Linked DNA regions of Homo sapiens: region 1 is linked to region 2. A link is a loop called in an ENCODE intact Hi-C map of the cell type or tissue named here. Cell type or tissue: GM12878. All regions are shown on one strand. Links, peaks and the distances in the headings refer to the core of each region. The heading gives the core; the rest is flanking DNA.

The links. Peaks named below come from ENCODE experiments on the same cell type or tissue, not always from the same donor. Only the 100,000 strongest peaks of a DNase experiment are listed, where the experiment ranks them.
Region 1: a loop joins it to region 2, with 2.3 times the contacts of the local background. A loop is called at or near these places in 1 of 110 quality-filtered maps.

Annotation. Positions count from the first base shown.
Region 1 is chr3:67,680,059-67,690,667 of GRCh38, forward strand. All of the region lies in intron 3 of SUCLG2-DT (SUCLG2 divergent transcript), which reads left to right. Among named protein-coding and RNA genes, the nearest start is that of SUCLG2-DT, 31 kb to the left of the region's middle. In GM12878, for the core only: no CTCF peak of the experiment used is centred there; a DNase peak (open chromatin) is centred at 5,633; H3K4me3 peaks cover 353 bases; H3K27ac peaks cover 1,177 bases.
Region 2 is chr3:67,377,286-67,387,894 of GRCh38, forward strand. All of the region lies in intron 10 of SUCLG2 (succinate-CoA ligase GDP-forming subunit beta), which reads right to left. Among named protein-coding and RNA genes, the nearest start is that of MIR4272, 160 kb to the left of the region's middle. In GM12878, for the core only: CTCF peaks have their summits at 4,579 and 7,697 (motif pointing right); no DNase peak of the experiment used is centred there.

The sequences.
Region 1 (10,609 bases), core at 1,192-9,191, 300 kb after region 2:
GCAAGACAAACTGATTTCTCTATCACTGCCAATGAAGCACTAGCAAATTCCTTCCCTGAACAAGGGTAGGTTTTTGAAGAGGAGAGTGTTATGATCAGAGCTGTGTTTTGAGATCAATCTACTTGCCATGTGTATAATGAGTGGGAAGAGAAAAGAGGCCCTGAGACCAGTTCAAGTTGGGCAGTGGCTCTGATGAGAGAGAGAGGGGGTCTGGATTAGGAAAGAGGGTGTCAGAACATAGAGTAGAGGCAAGATTCAGATGATGCTGTAGTGATAAGTGGTTATGTCACCAAACTGGGGGATGTGGAGTCAGGTTTTCGTAACTAAATAAAACCTTAGCCATACTGGCTGATTTTTAGGCAGTATCTCCATCAGCCTATGCCAGTAGTTCTCAACCAAGGAGAGATATTTGGCAATGACTAGATGTTGTTGGTTATCTCAACTGGTGAATGCTACTGGTATCTCATAGGTAGAGGCCAGAGATGTGTATAAACATTGTACAACACACAGGACAGCCCCCACAAGCAAGAATTATCCATCCCTAAGCGTCAACCATGCTGAAATTGAGAAACGCTAAGCTATGTGAACCTGTATGAGAAACACATTACTATTATTATATAGAGCATATATTCTAGGTCTATGTAATGATGTATGCTCTTACAGAAAATATTTGTTGCATTAGACAATGAACTTTTTCAAGTCAGATATTTTTGTCTCTGATTTTCCAAAACCTAGTACATAATAGATGCTGAAAAATTGTTCAGTGACTGAAGAACAATAGCCATCACTTTTTTGAGCTGTTACCGTGTGTCAGGAACTTCTTTATAATTGCATGCAGTGTTCATAACAACCCTTAGTGTTAGGTTTATGATCCCCTCATTTTATGAATAAAAATCTGACGATCAGAGAGGTAAGTCACTTACTATTAGGTTGATGCAAAAGTAATTGCGGTTTTTGCCATTACTTTTGCACCAACCTTGTAGTAACAAAAGGAGCCAGTACTGAAACCCTTGCATATCTGACTCTGATGTTTATTTTGCTAACCACAACACTGAACCAACTCTGTTTTAACCTGGGTCCAAATTGTATTGGCCATATTCAAATTTCCAATTACCCGAATGCTCTAATAAGGCCTTTATAAGCTTCATAAACTATCCTCTCCTCTTTATTTTTTTGTTTGTTTATTGCCACTCTCTAAACTTGCTATTGCCATATGCACATTGAGTTTATAAATGTACCACATTAGTCAGGAACATTCTTTTTTTATAGCAGAAACATTTCTAGATGTAGTCCTGGGATTTATGTGTTAATATTACCAGTTGGATAGTATATTTGATATTATTTTAGTAGATAAGAAATCCTTGATGATAACAGCGAGCAAAAATTACCACTCCTCTTCCCGTTAAAAAAAAAAATCTCATTCTATTATTTTGGGGTGAAATGTAACCCAGTGCATTTTCATTTTATTCACTGCTTATATTGTTCTCTCCGTAAATTTATTCAGGAAAGAAAAAGAAAGTTAACTGAGATGGGGAAAATTCAACAGCAATGTACGGTCAGCTCTAAAGAATGTATATTGTCGTTTACCACTGTTAGGCTGTCTGATGGTTGATTGCTTTCTGAAAGCTCTAAAAACAGGAGATCAATATGCTGCAAAAGTCTGTTTTAGCATTGCAGGAATTTTTAACCTCACTATACTGCTATCGGTACGTGGCTAGAATAGACTAATCCTGCAAATAGTTCATAGAAACCCCTCCACATTTTTTACCATCTGGCCCCAACCTAACTTTTCCATCTCATCTTCTGTCTCCATCTACACTCCTGTCTCACAAGATCAAATATCATTGACTGAATGTGCCCTAAATATCCACCTACCTGGATGTTCAGGTCTTTTGGTCTAAAGTGTTCTACTCTCCTAGGTGAAGACCAGTTAGTTCTTCGAAGCCAAATTCAAATACCACACCAAATATGAGGCCTTTCCTCACCTGGTTCTCTCTAACCAGCAATCGTTCACTCACTCGTTCAACACACTTTTATTGAGCCCTATGTCAGGTACTCTTGAGAAAGTGGCAAATAAAACAGATATGGTTGCAACCCTCCTTGAGCTTATGGCCAACAGCAACCCAGAAACATTAATTACTGACTTTCCTGGATTCCCACACTGTTGCTTTTTGTCTCTATTTATGTTCTATCATATCTTTATTATTTTTTATCATGGGCCTACCCCTGAGCATCATAAACCATTCTGTGTCTTATTAATCTTTGCATTTTCTCAGTCCCATCCAAACCTGTCACATAGTAGACACTCAGTAGACTTCTGTGCAGTAGGATTAGATTTTCTATGCGATACCTGAAATAGTACAATAAGTCAATTACATAATTCTATGGTTCCACTTTAACTAATTTATTTATTTTTCATTTTTTTGAGACATGGTCTTGCTCTGTCACTGAGGCTGCAGTGCAGTGGCATCAACCTGGCTCACTGCAGCCTTGACCTCCTGGACTCAAGCAATCCTCTCACCTCGGCCTCCAAAGTAGCTGGGACCACAGGTGTGTGCCACCACACCTGGCTAATTTTTAAAATTTTGTAGAGAAGAGGTTATGTTACCATATGTTACCAGGCTGGTCTTAAACTCCTAGGCTCAAGTGATCCTCCCACCTCAGTCTCCAAAAGCACTGGGATTATAGGTAGGAGCCACCATGCCTGGCCAACTTTTATTTTTCTAATACTGGTCTCTCTTTTCTCTTTGACTGTTGCCCTGGATTTAAGCAGAAAAATAAGCAAATAGTTTTGTCTATTCAAGGTCCCTTGTTTTTTTCTGATTTAAAATGCCCTAAAATTTAAACTTGATTTATTCTAATCTGTGCTACTCAATACACGTGGCCACTGATCACCTGAAATGTGATTAGTCTGAATTGATCTTTGCTGTAAATGAAATCCAATGGAATATGCACTGGATTTTAAAGACGTAAAATATCTGATTAGTACTTTTGTATTGATTATATATTAAAATTATAGAATTTTGATTATATTGGGTTAAATAAACTATAGTATTAAAATTTTTACCTGTTTAATTTTGCATTCTCAAATGTGGTTACCAGAAGGTTTTTAATTGTATGCATGGCTTTCATGATGTTTCTATTGGACAGAGCTGCTCTAGATGCTTGTCCTTCCCCTTCTCTGGCTCTTCTTCCCCGAGCAGTTGCTATAAGGGGGATCCTATCTCATTCTGGTATTTGGGGTGACAGTCCTTAATGCTGGCTTTGCCTGTAGCTAGCTTGTTGCACTTTGGAGTCCAAAGGTCATATCTGCTAGGCACATAGGAAGACAAAAGGGTCTAGATTCTTGGCCTTTTTTTTTTTTTTTTTTTTTTTGTCTCCCTTAAGACTATACCTGTTAGCAGGGCTTTCCACTTTCCTTCCTGGAAATATCTGGTTGTGTATCACTTCTGTCTCCATCTCTGCAGCAATTGGTCTCAGCTTCTTAGCCCAATCTTCATGGCAGAAGAGCTGTAAATGGGGAAAGCAACTTCCTCCCAAGAAGCAAAATGCAGTTTGATATTTCAAACTGTCATTTCCTTCATATATGTTGATTGCTTGAGTGAAAAACTCAAAACATTGAGCCATAGCTTGAGTTCATCACATGGGAAATAAAACTTAGTTTCTGTCAAAGTCTCACTCACTTTCAAGGCCAGAGGAGTTTTCAAAGAGGATGCTGCAATAAGCCTCACAAGAACATAGGCTTTCTTGTAAACCACTCAATGGGTAAATGTTAGTTTTGCAGACCCAGAGTAGTCCCTTAGTAAACCCAGCCATTTATAATTTCCCCAGGATTTAAAATCTCAAGCTGTGAGAATTCTCAGTTTTCACTTGTGACAGGACAGAATGGAAAGATTCCCTCTATGACTACTGGTTCTATATATTTCATGCCACTCTGGGCTCCAGTTTACATTCTAATTTAACAATTCAGTGTGCAAAATTTCCTTCTTTTAATACCCTACCTATCACTAGGTTGTAGCTTCAAATAGGCCATCATTATCAAAGCTTCTTGGTGAATCCCTTTGAAAATATTGTTAAGCAGTCGCCATTCTATTTTATAAAATGTCAAATGATTGTCCATGGATGCTTACTCTGCCCTTGCAATGACTAATCTGTATAATCTGTAGTCCTATCAATGAGCTGTTTTTCTCCTCCCGGGCCCTGTTGTTGTTCATCCTATTTCCCTCCCTGGCAAATGTGACAGTTGTAGCTGTTGTTATTTTTCTCAAATGAGTTTAAATTGTGAATTACATCAGTTCGTCACAGCCAAAGCAAACCTCTTTTTAATTGCAGATCTCAAATGTCCCCCCTCTAAATTAAAATAAAATGCACAAAATGCTGCCAACTGTTTTTCCGACTCTTCCAAAATGGAGTATATCCAAAATGCTACTGATGGATTGAGCCACATTAAGACATATAAACATTTAAAATCACTTACAACTTTTTTGCTGTTAGGGGAAAATGTTCACATTTTAGTTGTGGGGGTTGCCTGTGAGGATGAATGTGAGTCTGTTGATTGCCATTTGTGTCCCTTTGAAGTAAAAAAGAGTTTTGCCAATTTTCAATAATTCACCATGGAGATTTCTGTGGGTTTGTAGTCAGATATAAGTGGCTGCATTGCCTTTGAGAAAGGACATTGAGGATGTCCATTTTAATAGCTGTGTAACCTTGGGCTTGTCCTTTAACTTCTGTGAACTTCATCATCATCATTCATAGACTTTGAATGGCGATATATGCCTTGCAGAATTTGGGGAATAATTATAAATAATGAATGTAAAGTACTTGACTTGAATAGGTGCTCAACAATGAAGCTGTTATCAAGATCCACAGAGTGACAGCATCCAAATGTCACACGATAAGCAGACCCCTGAGCCTTTTGGGTTTCATGAACCAAAATAATTTCAAATATTTTTGTTTTTAAATTAAATTTAGTTTTTAATATTTGTATGGATTCAGAGGGTACCCGAGCAGTTTTGTTATGTGGGTATATTTGTTCAGTGGCAAAGTCTGGGCTCTTAGTGTACCCATCACCCAAGCAGTGAACATTGTACCCAATTTCAATTTTTTTTTAATGGAACTGATATAAAGTTGACAAAATTTACTTTTATTTTCTTAAGTGAAGGCAACAAAGAAGCAAAGCCAACTAAATTCTCATCATTCTTGCAAAAGAAAGAAATTTAGCAACAACAACAAAAAGGGAAGGACAAAATCTGAGAAAATAATATAACCCTTTAAATTAAATAAATGTAGATTCATGACAAAAGTTTTAAATTTTTCATTTCAGCATGAACGAAAAAAAATCATCCATATTGTTGAGCTGCTGAATACCCAGGAAAGGCTGGAACCCATTTCTTTGTTCATGTGTTTGTCCAAATCCTGTGTTTCTCTCCATTGACTCTTGTTTTCTGAATGACCAACATATTAGAGCCATATCTTATAAGGGAAATGGGATGATGGTGAGCTTCTTTTTCCCATGGAGGCTAAGTTTAAATTATTTTCTTTCAGACGCACCCTGCCAGGCTCTGTTGCTTTCTGATCTATTTTCAGTGGCTCTTCATCTGACCTGAAAACATGCATGGGTGCTTGTTCACTGATGTTCCCATCTGTACAGATCTGCTCATAGTCTCAGATTTAACAAGCCTTATTTTATCACTTTCATTTTCACTTCCTATTTGCAGAATATCACAAGTGAACTCCCTGAAGATTCTATAATCTTTGGTTTTGTTTACTATTTCTTTAGAAATGATGGTGGCCCCAGATATTTGTTTCTCCTCTATGGCTTGAAATGATCCATTTCTTAATTTTTAAGGATGTAAATCCTTCAAAGTTGGACATTTGGTTCAACATATGTATCAAGAGCCAAAGAATGCATTCTGTAACCATATGTGATTGTGTTCCATAAGAAAGGAAGACTGAGGAAGAATGTCATATTGTTATAGAATTAGAATTTGGAATTTAAAGTTAGACTTATAAACAATAGACCAAGACCTTCCGCTTTAGACTGGAAAATTGTCTAAGGAGGAAAAAGACCTGCCAACAGTCACGTAGATATTAGACCAGGGATAGATGATGACGTGATTTGGCTGTGTCCCTACCCAAACTCATCTTGATTTGTAGTACCCATAATCCCCGTATGTCATAGGAGGGGCCAGATGGAGATAATTGCATCATGGGGGCTGTTTTCCCCATCCTGTTCTTGTGATAGTGAGTTAGTTAGCGAGTTAGTTCTCACGAGATCTGATGGTTTTATAAGGGGCTTTTCCCCTTTTGCTTGGCACTTCTTCTTGCTGCTGCCACGTGAAGAAGGACGTGTTTGCTTCCCCTTGATTGTAACATATAGTAAGTTTCCTGAGGCTTCCCCAATCATGCTGAACTGTGAGCCAATTAAACCTCTTTCCTTTATAAATTACCCAGTCTGGGCTATGTCTTTATTACTATGCAGCATGAGAATAGACTAATACAGATGACTATAGAACTATATTGTGAAGGATATTATATTACTGATTGAGCTGTTACAGAATGTTTCCTATTCTATCATTACTTAACTAGTAATGTGCTTAGGGTTTTGGGTTATGACTTATCTATGATGTATGTGTGACTGTCATGAAATTTAAAGACATGAAATGCTTGTAAACTGAAATAATAATTATAGGACACAGTCAAGAAGAGAAATAGCCACAGAGGCATAAATATTCCATTTGTACCCTGAACCCAATTTCTGGTTAGATTTTAAGCATATTCACTCCATGGGGAGATAGTACCCAGAAATGGCTGCTTCAGTGCCAAAAATACTAGAGTTTGAACCCTGGCTCAAAAAATTATTTTTTGTATGAACTTCAACGATTGCTTAACCTCTTTAAGTTTTAGTTTCTAATTTCTAAAATAGCAATGCCAACCTCAGAATTTTTTTTTACAGAAGCTAGTATTGTGATAATAAACAAGTAGAATGTATTCATTCATTGAAGTAAGATTATATCTTGAAGGTTACTGCTCTGAATAATGTTTTCATTAACAAGATATTAACAGAGCTTTTGAAGGTCAAAGTTAGGTGATCATATATGACAAAATTACAGGGAAAATTACGTTAAAATTTGAACAAAATGAAATATGTGGTGAAGCCGTATAGCATGGTTCATGGCATCATGTATAATGATATATGGTAATAATGGTATATGACAGGGATCAGGAATCTACAACCTAAGGGCCCACTACCAGTTTGTGTAAATAAAGTTTTATTGGAACACTGCTATGCCCATTTATTTACATATTGTCTATAAATATGCTGCTTTTGTGCTACAACACTAGAGTTGAATAGTTGTGACAGAGATTATATGGCCCACAAAGTCTAAAGTACTTACAATCTGGACTTTTGCAGAAAATGTTTGACAATTTCTGGTATATAATGATGCTGATACTATGGGTTCTTTTTCTCTCTCACTGAGAAAGCAGCACAGCACCAAGCATCCTTTATATTTCCTTAGCATTGACTGCAGTGCCTTGCTCTGCATTCTGCACATGTTAAGCAATCTACACATTCTATGGTGTGCTTTGCTGTCAATTTCCTATAACTTTAATAAAAATAAATTATTACATAGGATAGTGCTATGGTTTGAATATTTGTCTCCTCCAAAATTCATGTTGAAATTTAATCCCCAATGCGGTATCATTGAGAAGTAAGGACTTTAAGAAGGGATTGGGTCATGAAGGTGTTGCCCTCATGAATGGATTAATGTATTCATGAATTCATAGATTCATGCGTTAATGGATTAATGAATTATTAAGTGAGTGGGAGTGGTGGCTTTATAAGATGAGGAAGAGAGATCTGAGGTAGCACACTCAGCTCCCTCACCATGTGATGCCCTACATTGCCTTGGGACTCTGCAGAGAGTCCCAGCTAGCAAGAAGGCACTCATCAGATGCCGTCCCTTGACTCCAGACTTCTCAGCCTCCATATCTGTAAGAAATAAATTCCTTTCTTTATAAATTACCTAGGTTTAGGTATTCTGTTATAAGCAACAAAACAATGGGTAAGACAGATAGTTAAGGTGGACAAAGTATCTTCCAGCATGGGTGTTGTGAAGAGCTATTTCCATTCCTAAAATCTGGTTCACGAAACACTTATCCTAGCACAGACCTTTTGGGTTTAGTTCAGTGATTCTCAAACTTGAACATACAACAGAATTTCCTGCTGGTCTGGAAAAAACACATAGTTGGGTCCATCCCTAGATATATGATTCAATAGAGGCAGTGTAGGGCCTGAGAATTTGCATTTGTAGCAATTTCCCAGTGATGCTGATGCTGGTGGTTCATGAATCACCTTTGGGGACTTCCACATCTGGACTGCGCAGATTGATAGAATCGTAACCTCCACAAGGGGCTAGACATATGTAATTTATGCATTTAAGTATATCCAGCTTCTATCACAGGGCCTGGCCCATGTTTACCCAGCACTCAATACATATCTGTCAAGTGGATGAATAAAAAGCCACTGCCTGCTTGGCTGCCAACCTGGTAGGTGAGAGACTTGGTTTGAAAGCTCTGCCTTTGGTTGTGCCAATGACTGGGAAAAAATATCTAGAAACTTAAGAAAATCTACATGGAACTCCTTGTGGTATGCTCTGAAATACAGACTATAGAGGAAATATTTTAGTGGCTCTACAGGATACATGGTCTCTGTTGCACCTACTGAATTCTGCTACCATAGCAAGAGAGCCACCATAGAGGATATGTAATGAATGGGTATGGTTGTGCTCAAAGCAGGCATTGAGCCAGATTGTTTGCTGACTTCTCTGTTAAACCATGAATTTTAAATGATTGCATAGTATAGATGGTACATACATGGACACATGTACCATCATTGCCCTTTAATAAATTTTATTGCATTATAATATACATATAGAGAATTGTATTTATTGTCTGTTGCAGTTTGATGAATTTTGTCAACTGGATATATCCGTGACAGTACCCAGGGTGTAATTGCCTTTTGGTAGATCGGAATTGTTTCTAATTTGGGACTTTTACTAATGAAGCTATTATGAGCATAGTACCTGATATACTTTATTTTATTACTATATCTGCACATTGGTTGTATTAGTTTTCTGTTCCTTCTATAATAAATTACCATGTACTTGGTGGCTTCAATAAATACAAATTTATTATCTTACAGTTTTGCAAGTCTGAAACCTGGGTTAAAGCCAAGATGTTGGCAGGGCTGTGGTCTTTTCTGGAGGCTGTCAGGGAGAATCTGTTTCCATGCCTTTTCCAGCTTCTAGAGGACACCAACATTCCATGGCTTATGGCTCTTTTTTTCCAACTTCAAAGCCAATAACCTTGCTTCTCTCTGATCATGCTTCCATAGTCACATCTCTCTGAACCACAGGAAAAATTCTTTGATTTTAAGGACTCATGAGATTGAATTGGACCTATTGGAGAATCCAAGATTTTCTACCCTCGTCAAGATTCTTAATATAATCACACTTGCCTTTTGTCTCATAATGTATTTACAGGTTCTGAGGACTAAGGTGTGAATATTTGATGGGCGGGGTTGGATATTAGTCTGCCTAGCATGTTGGTTATATGAATTAATCAACGAAGACTACTCTAGTTTGTAGGAAAGCTGAGTTCCAAGATTTTTGCCAAATTTGCTTTTTCAAATTTTTGGAACAATAAAAAAATATGCAGTAGCATAATCAGTTAGCTAACATAGATGATCTGAATAATAGATACCCTGGTAATGAAAATATATATTAAGGTACCATTTACTCTTTCAGTGTAATGAAACAAAACCCAGCCTACTCAGGTAGAGCATAAGCTGTATGCTATGTAGAACTCTAACAGAAGACATTCTTTAGATTGCTATCTATCTGTTGACCAACACACTCTCTGACAATAACTCCTTTATGTCCTCTCCTTTCACTTGACAATCTCTTTTGCACTCTTTGCCTTGTCATCACACATCATTTTTCATGTGATCGTTTGTTGGAGACTCATATACAGATGCTCTGTCTGGTCTCTAATGGGGCAAAAACACACAGGACAGAAACACACAGCCTGGGTGTATTTTCTACTCTGAGATCACAAGCCTGAACATTGTCATCTTTTTGAACATCTTCCCAAGGGATAGTGCAAAGGGAAAAAGGGCAGAGTTTCTCAAGTGTAAGAACTAATTTCAAAAACTGTGCAAGGGTCTTTAGAGAGCTGTCGGTTAGAGACCCACTCCCCAACCAAGATCACTCTAAATGGAAAGACAATGAATGGAAGTGCATTCAGAGAATGCAGCCTGACCTTCTGGGGTACTAAGGGGCCTTGTAGGAGGGATGGCTCTAGAAGGTTTAGCTGTTCAGTCTAAGACAAAGAAAACCCAAAGTCGGTTAGAGGAAGGGGATAGAAGAGCTGTCTTTAAACATCTAATGAAGTATAACATGAAAAGGGGGTTTATGCTGGTTTTGGAGAAAGCTAAAGTAGCAATTTTCAAACTTCAGTTGTTCATTTGCATCGCTTGGGAAGATTCTGAATGCAGATTCCTAGTCTCCGCTTACTGAAGGTTCTGAAAGGGGGTGGGACATAAAGC
Region 2 (10,609 bases), core at 1,283-9,282:
TGAAAAATGAGGACAGTATAGCTGATGGTATAGATTGTGATGAGAAGCAAATGAAATGAGTGTAAAAGCATTTTTGTAAATGGTGCAGTATCTGTGGCAGGCCTGGCTGGCTTTGCACCACAGACTCCTGCTCCTCTTCTGCAGTAGAGTGCTATTGCTGGAAAGCAGCTGCCCAGCCAGAAACTACATTTCCCAGGCCCCCCTGCATCTCGAAGGGGACATGTGACTGAGTTCAGGCCAAAGGAATGTCACATGGCCATGACAATCTCCAAAGGGACTCTTCACACTCGGTTTTCCTTGTCTGCTTTCTGGAGTGTTCCTAGCTGGGGCAGCCCTGGAAGTCACCTTTTTGGTTCTGGTTGTGTTTTGTCTTGCTTTTTGTTTTTGAGATAGGCTCTCGCTGTGTCACCCAAGATGGAGTGCAGTGGTGTGATCTCAGCTCACTGCAGCCTCAGCCTCCGGTGCCCAAGTGATCCTTCTACCTCAGCCTCCCAAGTAGCTGAGACTAAAGGCACACATCACCACGCCCAGCTATTTTTTGTATTTTTTGTAGAGATGGGGTTTTTCCACATTGCCCAGGCTGGTCCTGAACTCCTAAACTCAAGGACTCCATCTGCCGTGGCCTCCCAAAATGCTGGGATTACAGGCATGAGCCCTTGCACCCAGCCAAATCACTTCTTGAAGATGGCAATGACTCCTTCAGCCTGGATACTTTAATAACTCTCTGGAGCCAAGCATCTTACCCACTCACCCTCTTAGACCTTATGGGAATGAGAAAGACCCTTCTATAATGTTAAGACTCTGAAATTTCTGCATTTTTCTGTTGTTACAGGAGCTAGCATTATTTTGACTAACATATGACTTTGTAAATGCTGTGGAAGGCAGCTTCTAAAATGGTTTTCAAAGATCAATCACTCTTGCCTCCTGGTAGTCACATCTTTGTAGAATCCGTCCCCCTTGAGTATGATCTGGACCCACAGCCTTACTTCTAATAGATAAGAACATGGCAAAAGTGATGGAGTGTCACTTCTGAGACTAGGTTACAAAAGCCTGTGGCTTCAGTCTTGCTCCCTTTAACTCTTTTTTCACTCTGATGAAGCAAACTACCCTGCTATGAGCTGCCCTCTGGAGAGACTCACCTGGGCAAGGAACTGAGGGCAAACTCTGGCCAACGGCTGATGAGGAACTGAGGCTCTGGGTCTAATAGCCAAGGAGGAAGTGCATCTGGCCAAGAACCATATAAGGGATCTTGGAAGCAAATTCTTCCCTAGTCAAGCCTTGAGATCACTACAGCTCGGCTGACACTGTGATTGCAGCCTTGTGAGAGACCCTGAGTGAGAGGATCCACCTAAGCCACACCCAGATTCCTGACCACAGAAACTGTGAGATAATAACTGTTCTTTTTGTTAAGCTGCTACATTTTGGGGTAATTTGTTAAGTGCTGATAGGTAAGTAACACAGATGTAAAAATGTATTATTTCATTAACACAACCTGCGTGCACTTTGATTCATTTGACTGTGGCAGGTGTTAGATAGCAGGCTAAGGAATTTAGAAACTAATCAAAGCATGGCTTTCATGGAGTAATGACAGAGTGTGAAACAAAAGCCCTGATGGACACAGGAGCAAACCAGTCTTTGGACCAGAAGGTAAATGACAGTTACACGTGTAAATTTTGTTTTAGACAGAGTCTTGCTCTGTCACCCAGGCTGGAGTGCAGTGGCGTGATCTCAGCTCACTGCAACCTTCACCTCCCTGGTTCAAGCAATTCTCCTGCCTCAGCCTCCTGAGTAGCTGGGATGAGAGGCAGTGGCCACCTCTCCCAACCAATTTTTGTATTTTTAGTAGAGATAGGGTCTCACCATGTTGGCCAGGCTGATCTTAACCTCCTGACCTCAAGTGATCCACTTGCCTCGGCCTCCCAAAGTCTGGGATTAGAAGCATGAGCCACCGTACCCCATGTGTAAATTTCTATCTCCTCCTGCAGAGACGTAGACTAGGCCCTTCTTCCTCTTCCTTTCTTCTTTTGAGCACCTTCCAATCTCAATGCAGCTCTAAGACCTCCAGATAGGTGCAGGAGTGGCGCTCCTGATGTCTTCCTCCATTTCAGATCCTGCTCTTTCTGGAGACTAGTTTTTTATCACGGTTCCCACTTATTCAGATAACTTCTTATTCAGTTTTACCTGAGTTCCTTTGCATGTGTATGGATGAAATGAGCTCTTGATCTTCTTAATTTTTTGAGATAACTTTAATGAGTTGTGCTTCCTTGCAACCAAGTAATCTAAATAATTTAGTTCCTTAATTAATATCCTCTTTTGCACCCAACTTAGCACCAGTATTCCCAAGGGAAAAGAAATGATTTAGAAATTCATGAGCACAAAGATGTGCTGGGCCACTGCCCTTGCTGGGCTTTCCACCCAGAGCTCTGTTGGGCTGACACCTCTCTCCACTGGGCTGACACCCATTCATTCACAAGGCATCTGTTAAATGGTATTTCTTTGGGGATATCTTTCTAATCACCACCTCCCCATGCCCCAACTAAAGCAGGGGCTGGTACAATGAACTTCTGGAGCACCTTGTATTTCTAAAATCTTACCATGGATGAAGTCTTATTGGGATGACTTACTGATGCTTCCCTCGTCCCCTCTAAACATCCACTTTCCTTTGTCAGACTTGCTTACTGGATACCTCCCAATATCCGTTAGCTAGCAGTACGTGCTGACCGACGGGGTAACTCCAGATGGATTCCCACATACAAAGTGTGCTTGACGAGAAGAGGAGTGGGCGGGTACTTTTTGATAGATCTCCTTGCTGTCCTAACAACCCTTTCCTATAGGGTTGAAATAGATACCGCAAACTGCTCAAGGTGCAATCAGGAGGGATTTTTTTTTTTTTTTTGGAGTCCTCTCACAGTTACCTAGGGGTTTTGGGAGTGGCTCCTTTTGCTGGGAAGGGCCCAGGAAGAGCTGGCTGTGCTCACTGCCCTGAGTGAGGACTCCAAGCTGTTACCACTTCTCCCAACCTGTAGCAGCTTCAAGTGCCCCAGTCAAGTGAGGCCTTGCTCCAGGCTAACACTGGTGGACAGGGCCAGGGAAGAAAGGGGACGGAGCAGTTTCCCAGAAAACCACAACCCTTCTCTCCTCCCAGCTGCTCCTTCAGTGCCATGTGAAAATGCCTAATTGCTTCATAATTCTAGGATCCACAAAAGTGAATTTTAATTATACTTGCAGTTACACTTTAATTACCACCTTAATTATTAAGCATATACTAGGCATGCTCAGAACTAAGCAGTTTTTGAAGGGATTCTCATATTCAAATATGAAGCTCATCTGTTATGAGAAATGGGTCATATGCAGAGCCATCATGACCAGGTAGAAACTTGTTACAGAAGGGGAAAGGGGGGTAGAGAGAGAGAGAGGGAGATAGAGAGAGAGACAAATGAAGAGAGAGACAAGAGACAGAGTCATGGGGAATAGCTCAAAAAGGAACAGACATAAGAAAAAAGACAGGTAGAGAATAAGAGAAAGTAAAGGAAAAAAATGAGTTTGCCAAGTGCCTTCCACACCAGCCCCTACCCTGATGCTGGCACCATCTCTTTGCAGCATTCAACCTGGTTTCTCCTTGAAGGCATAGCTCTACTGCCCACTGACCCTGCCCTTGTCGTTAACTACCACTTGCTTCCTCCTTCCTGTTGAGGGAACAACTGGAAGGGGAGGTGGGGACACGCAGAGAAGAGGGATTAAAAGGAAACCAGCTGGGCATGGTGGCCTGTAGTCCCAGCTACTCAGGAGGCTGAGGTCAGAGGACCGCTTGAGCACAGAAGGTCAAGGCTGCAGTGAGCTGTGATTGCACCACTGCACTCCAGCCTGGGCAACAGAGTGAGACCCACTTCTATTTTCAAAATAAATAAATAAATAAATAAAATAAAATAAAATAAAATAAAAGTAAAACAGCAGAGAGTGGAAACAGGTTATTGAAAAAGAAAAGGAAGAAAAGAATTAGAGGAAGCCTTGGAAATGACTGTGAGTTTCTGCATTCCTTTTTTGCAAAATGATATTATTTGAGTATTTAAGGTTATTTTCTTCTTAATTCACCAAGTGTCTGACATCTATTCCCCAACCCTCTCCCTGCCTTTACTTCTAAATAGAAATTATCATAGCTGCTTTAAACTCTGACATGGAATTAAGTGTTCTAAAGAGTGTTTATGCCTGTGCACAGAATTACAAAGGAAATTGATCTCCTTCCCACATTTAAATGGTGCTACTGACATGTTCTAATATTTATTAAATGCTACATTGCTTTTTAATGAGCCTTCAGGACAACACTTTTAATAACCACCTGTACAGATAACTGATCAACTCATGCTGGTGGAACCTCAGGCACTTCTTAATATCTGCTTGTTGAGAGCCACTCAGCTAAATGGTTATCTACCCACTGCAGGCCTTAAAAATGGAAAATCAAAGGGGAATGAGTTTAAAATGAAATCTTGCTCTACTACTAGGGGATATTATAAATAATAACAATTATTAAAATGTTAAAAATTCGTGACCTCCTTGGCATGTTACCAGTGACTTTCTGCCACTGGGTGGAGTAAGAGAGCTGTAAACAAAGATGCAAGGTTAATTTATCAAAATTTCTTCTTCGCTTTTATTACACACAAGAGAAAATAAAGGTAGTGGGCACATGGTACAGGATTTTGTTCGCAAGGTGCAGACGCCTCCTGCCTTTTATCATAAGGCTGTGAAGAAAATCATTTTCCAGTCTGGAAATATGTAGAAACTGTAATTTAAAAGTTATTATTTTAATAGGAATTCAGTTTTTTAAAAAAGAATACAGTAGTTAGCACTTATTGAGTACATATTAGGTGCAACAAATGTTTGTTGGATACATGAGTTAAGGGATTTACAAGTATCATGAAACTTAATCCTCAGAGCAACCCTGCAGTCAACATCATTTTAATCCCCATTTTACAGGAGAGGCAACAAAAACACTGGGAGGCTTCGGAACTGGCCCGACATCCCCAGCAAGTCAGAGGCTGAGCCAGGACTTGAACCCAGGTTCACCTGAGGGTAAAGCCACATAACCACGCAGCTGGCCTTTAAGTGCTAGAAGGAATTCACTAGAGGAAAATGAGGCCCAGAGATGTCAGACAATTTGCTTGGATCAAACAACCAGTTAACCCTGACAGGTCTGATTCTTGGTCTAGTGCTCTGAGTCAGGGCTGGCAAGTTCTAGTTTTTGGGCAAAATTGAGCCAGCTGCCTCTTTTTGTATCACCTGCAAGTTAAGAATAGGGTTTACATTTTCAAATAGCTGGGAGGAAAAAATCACAGGAACATTTTATGATACATGAAAGTTACATGAAATTCAAATTCCAGCATCCATAAATAACTTTTTCGTGGAACATAGCCAAACTGATTTGCTTCATCAGTGGCTGTTTGCGCTTTGCAATGGGAGGAGTCAGTCGCTGTGGCACAGACAGCATGGCCTCGAAAGCCTAAAGTATTTCAGCCCCTCTGCTGGAAGTAACTGAGTTTTTTTCTCCCCACTGGGAGAGGGGAATTCAGTGGAAACAAGCCAAATTCTCTAAAGCAGCAAATTCCTCCTCAAATGTCCACTGCTCCTGTACCCTTGCACCTCCTTCCTTAGTCTCCTTTCAAGTGGCAATTAGATAGAGGAGGTCCATTTTCTTGGTGACCTGTAAATTTAGATAACTTTTCATGTCTCTTTTGCCTTGTTACTTTATGTCAGAAACAGAATAATTCATTGAGAATCAGAGGCAAAACTTCTGCTATGTCAGCAGCTCTTATTTCTTTGAGATGATATGTGCCTAATACCTAGCACCGTGCTTGGCAGCCAACAGCATTGGCCATCCATGTGGCCTCAGTCGAGATACTGACAAGGGTTTAGATAATAATAAGGATAGCTAACATTTACTGAGCCAAGGACTATTGCAAATTATTTAAAAACTCATCTGCTCCTTACAGCAACCTTATAGAGTTGCCCTATTTTTATTCCATTTTGCAGAGGAAGAAGCTGAGATTTTAAACCCGGTTCTGTTCCCAAGTAGCTGAACAACCTGGGGAAGTTACTGCAGCTTTGAGGCTTTAGATTTCTCCTTGAATGTGAATCATATCTAAATGCTTTGTACCCCTAACATTTTATGAAGATTAAAGATGACATAAGATATTCTGTGTGGCTGTATTGTATCCACACCTAATCTCCTCGATGATTTCTTCTCGCACAGTAAGAAGAAATCAACACTCGAGGTGTGAATGTGATAGTTATTCGGACCATCACAGCAGGAGCCCCCAGCTCCAGTGGCAGGAAGCCAATGGCTAAGTTCTTCTCTACACGGTTTCAAAGAATGGTGTGTATGTGCTATGATCATGCAAGCAAGGTTTAGGATCAAGTCTAACATATTCACTGAGAGCTGATGCTACGTGCTTATGCTTTCAATTACGTTAACCCTTGAAAAAAAGCAACATAGATACTAAACCAAAGTTAAAGGAGCCTTAATATTAAACAAGAATGGAATGAACCCTCTGGCAAGCAAGAACACCTTACACTTCTGTGCTCACCTGCCATCATCTGCTAGGGATAAGACAATTCTTTTAAAGAAGGGATGTTTTATACACCCAAACATCTGCATGTGAATTTACCTTTCATGCTTTCCTTGAATCTTCCTCCTAGCTTTCAAGCCATGCATACTCTAATTTACGGATGATTTAAGAAATTTTCAAAGGTAATTTTAACAGTGTGAGACTTTTGTCGAAAATGCTGACTTTGGTCCACCATTACTGCCTAGGACAGAATCACATTCATCACTGTGTCACTCAGTGTGATTCTGTCCTTACGTGGGGAAATGACTGAGTGGACCTCATTGCTAATATTTTCCTTGGGAAGAAGTCAGATTCTCAGAGCTTAATATTGCCTGCCAAATTCTTACTTGACTCTCACGAGACATTTCAGAGCTTAGGGGAAGGGAGATTTAGATAGAGATAACGTGAGGATTTTCCAGAATTCTAGGTCTTGCTGCTGGCCTCTTTTCTACACTAGGGATCTGCAAGCTATAGCTCACGGACCAAATCTGTTCCACTATCTGTTTTTGTTAAAAAAAGATTACTGTGACACAGCCATGTCCATTCCTCTACCTATTGTCTACTGCTGCTTCAACACTACAATGGCAGAGCTGAGTAATCACAACAGGGAATATACAGACACAAAGCCTAAAATCCTGCCCTTTACAGAAAAAGTTTGTAGACCTTTGCTCTATACAATCCAAATTTCTGGCCTTGTGGCTAAAGGGTCAGGTGAAGACAAGAATCATCTTCATCTGGTGTTTCCCAGCTTGCAGTCCCTACTTCTGACTTGATATAGTGGTAAGCAGCTATATATCTAGGAGAAAAAAACCCACCTATGGTCTCTTTGAATTGACAATGGCAAATATTGGCTCGAATTTCCACTCCCTCCACCCCTTCCCACATGTGTGGCTGGAAAGATCATAGAACTCTTTTTCCACTGAGCTGGGATATAGCCTCAGAATCTTTCTTGGCACAGCACTGCTCAGGCAGCCACTGCCAATAAAGAGAAGGTGGCATGAGATGAAAGCTGTCTTCCCTCATCTGAAACATTTCTCATGAAGTCTTTCCCCATAGGTAGTTCTGCCTCAGGACAGCCTCAAGGTGGCGCTCTCTGGAAGAGTCTCAGCGGGACACACTTAGCGTCTATAAGACACTACAGACTGAATCACCTGTAAGTCTCGTCCTGATAGCAATGTGCTCGCTCGCTCTTTTTGATGGCTCATCAAATATGACTTTCAAGTGGAAATTGAGTCAGGAAGAAATGAACTGACTAGTCACTCAGAAGATACCCGAGAGCACGCAGTGGTGTTCTGACACTATAAGGCAGCACTTAGGATATGCGAGTCCTGGTACCTGCCCAGTTTTAAAACCTCTCCTTATAAAAATGGCCACACCCACAGCTGCTGCTCAGGGAAGCAACTTCAGGCTCTTGTTCCTGAAGGGATGACCACTGCCTAGAGTGGGGCAGCTACCCGACCAAAGGCAGCCCACTCCTGGGGCAGATAAGACCTGTGATGTGCACTGGGGGATGTTTCCTTCCATGCAGAGGGACAGTCATTAGTGTAACCCCTCCTGTTCTCTTTGCCTATCACTGGCTCCATCCGGGAGTGGTGATGGTGTAGGGAGCTGACTGAATATTTGAATGGAGAAAGTTGGCATGGGTAGTCCCGCCCCTTCCTCTGGCCTTCCTTTTAGGGATATGCCACTCAGAGTGAGTCCAGGTCATCCTCTGCTCCTTGGGTTCCACCCTGGGATGGAAGGTACACTGAAGTCTAGTGGAGCCTGTGACTGGGTTTACAAAGCTGCCTAATTCTGGGGCTTAGAGTAAGGAAGCTCACTGGTGGTCACACAATAAGGTGCATCCTCCAACTACTTCTTTTTTCTTTGGTGATGAAGGTAATACTTTTGTTTCCTCAGTCTATTTTATTTCTTACTGGGATCAGAACCCAGGTGGAAAAGGATCTGTTGGGCCTCTTCAAAGACCCTAACCCCAAGGCTTGGCTGGATGGGCTGTGAACAATGGGAGCAGTGGCTATTAGGTAAGCTAATTAGGTTGGCTACCTATGGGATCTGGACTTTTAAGGAACACCGTGGGATCAGGATGGCCTTCCTGAGAGGCTAGAAGGTCTCAGAGGGACCAAGAAAAAACACAAAGGAGTGAGAAAGTCAGTTCTGTGGACCATACTCTGAGAATCACCATAGTAACAGCAGTAACAGACACTTTATTTATTTATTTATTTGAGACGGAGTCTCGCTCTGTCACCCAGACTGGAGTGCAGTGGCGCGATCTCGGCTCACTGCAAGCTCCGCCTCCCAGGTTCACGCCATTCTCCTGCCTCAGCCTCCCAAGTAGTTGGGACTACAGGCGCCCGCCACCACGCCCGGCTAATTTTTTTTTTTTTTTGTATTTTTAGTAGAGACGGGGTTTCACCGTGTTAGCCAGGATGGTCTCGATCTCCGACCTCATTATCCACCTGAATAACAGACACTTTAATATGATAACTATCCAAAAGTCTTGTACACTTCATCAACAAACTCAGATTACTATACTCAAGCAGCCCCACTGAGTCAACATCTACTGTATTAGTCTGTTCTCACGCCGCTAATAAAGACATATCCAACACTGGGTAATTGATAAAGGAAAGGGGTTTAATTGACTCAAAGTTCCACATGGCTGAGGAGGCCTCACAATCGTGGTGGAAGAGCAAGGGACGTCTTACATGGTGGCAGGCAAGAAAGGGCATGTGTAGGGGAATTCCCCTTTGTAAAACTACCAGATCTTGTGAGGCTTATTCACTATCAGGAGAACAGCATGGGAAAAACCCACCACCATGATTCAATTATCTTCCACAGGGTGCTGCCCACAACACGTGGGGATTATTACAATTCAAGATGAGATTTGGGTGGGGACACAGAGGCAAGCCATATCATTTACAGTATCATTCTTGGAACAGCTCAGTTTTCCCAAGCTCTGTGTTGCAGCCATAATTCCCTGGAGACCTTCTCAAGAAAAAGTCCAAGGATATTTTGACTCTGCTGGTGTACCCCCATCCTTTGACATGAAGACTCCCAAACAGTTGTAGCCTGTGTTGTTCTCTGTGCTTGCCTCTCTCTTTGTATCTCTTTCTTCTTCCACTCTCTGCCACTCTCCTTTCTCTTTCCTTCCCTGAGACTGTCTGCCTCACATGTTTAGATCTGCACAATATGGACTTAATAGAAATAATAATCACAAAGGAAAAATGAAAATGGCAGACACGCCAGTCAGCAAAGCCTAATATGAACATTAAAACATACTGATGAATTAAATCTTCTTAGAAGTGTAAATGCAGCATAATTGATCCCAATAAAAGTAATAAAAGGAAAATAAGTGACAAAGCTACAATGAAAAAAAATTGATCAAGGAGTCAATGAGTGCATCAGTATTGGTGTATTTCTGATTAAAATGTTGATGTCAGACTGTTTTCAGGGTCAAAGTGATCAGAGACCCTCAGATTTTAAGAGTCAACTCTTCTCCTGTTCTTAAAGGGGGAAAGGTCTCTATCAGCCAATTATATTATTGTTTGTCACTGGAAATAACTAGAAATGAATGCACACTACGATTGACCCATTCTTTCTGGGGATCCTTTCTGTGCCTGAGTTGTCACAGAGGCCCACAATTTATTAGTTATTCATACATTTCGAGAAAAGCTAGTTACCCTGCCTTAAATTTTTCCCAAAAGATTTAAAGGAGTGCATCTTTTATTTTCATACTCTGCTTAGTATTCCAGAAGAATTAAGTGATTTTTATAATACGCAGATGATATTCATGCTGAAATATGCAAAATACCACATTCAAGATTATTTTCCTTAATATTCTCTGCTGATTGCATCAGAGGTCTATCTGAGATACTAAGAAGAAGATTTGACATTTCTAAATTTGTTAGATGATCAGATTTGAATCTTTTAACTAAATGTACTTCCAAGGTTTATGCCTGTGGTTTTTTAATTAGTTAATTAGTATATTAGTAAATACCATGTGCATGCAGGTC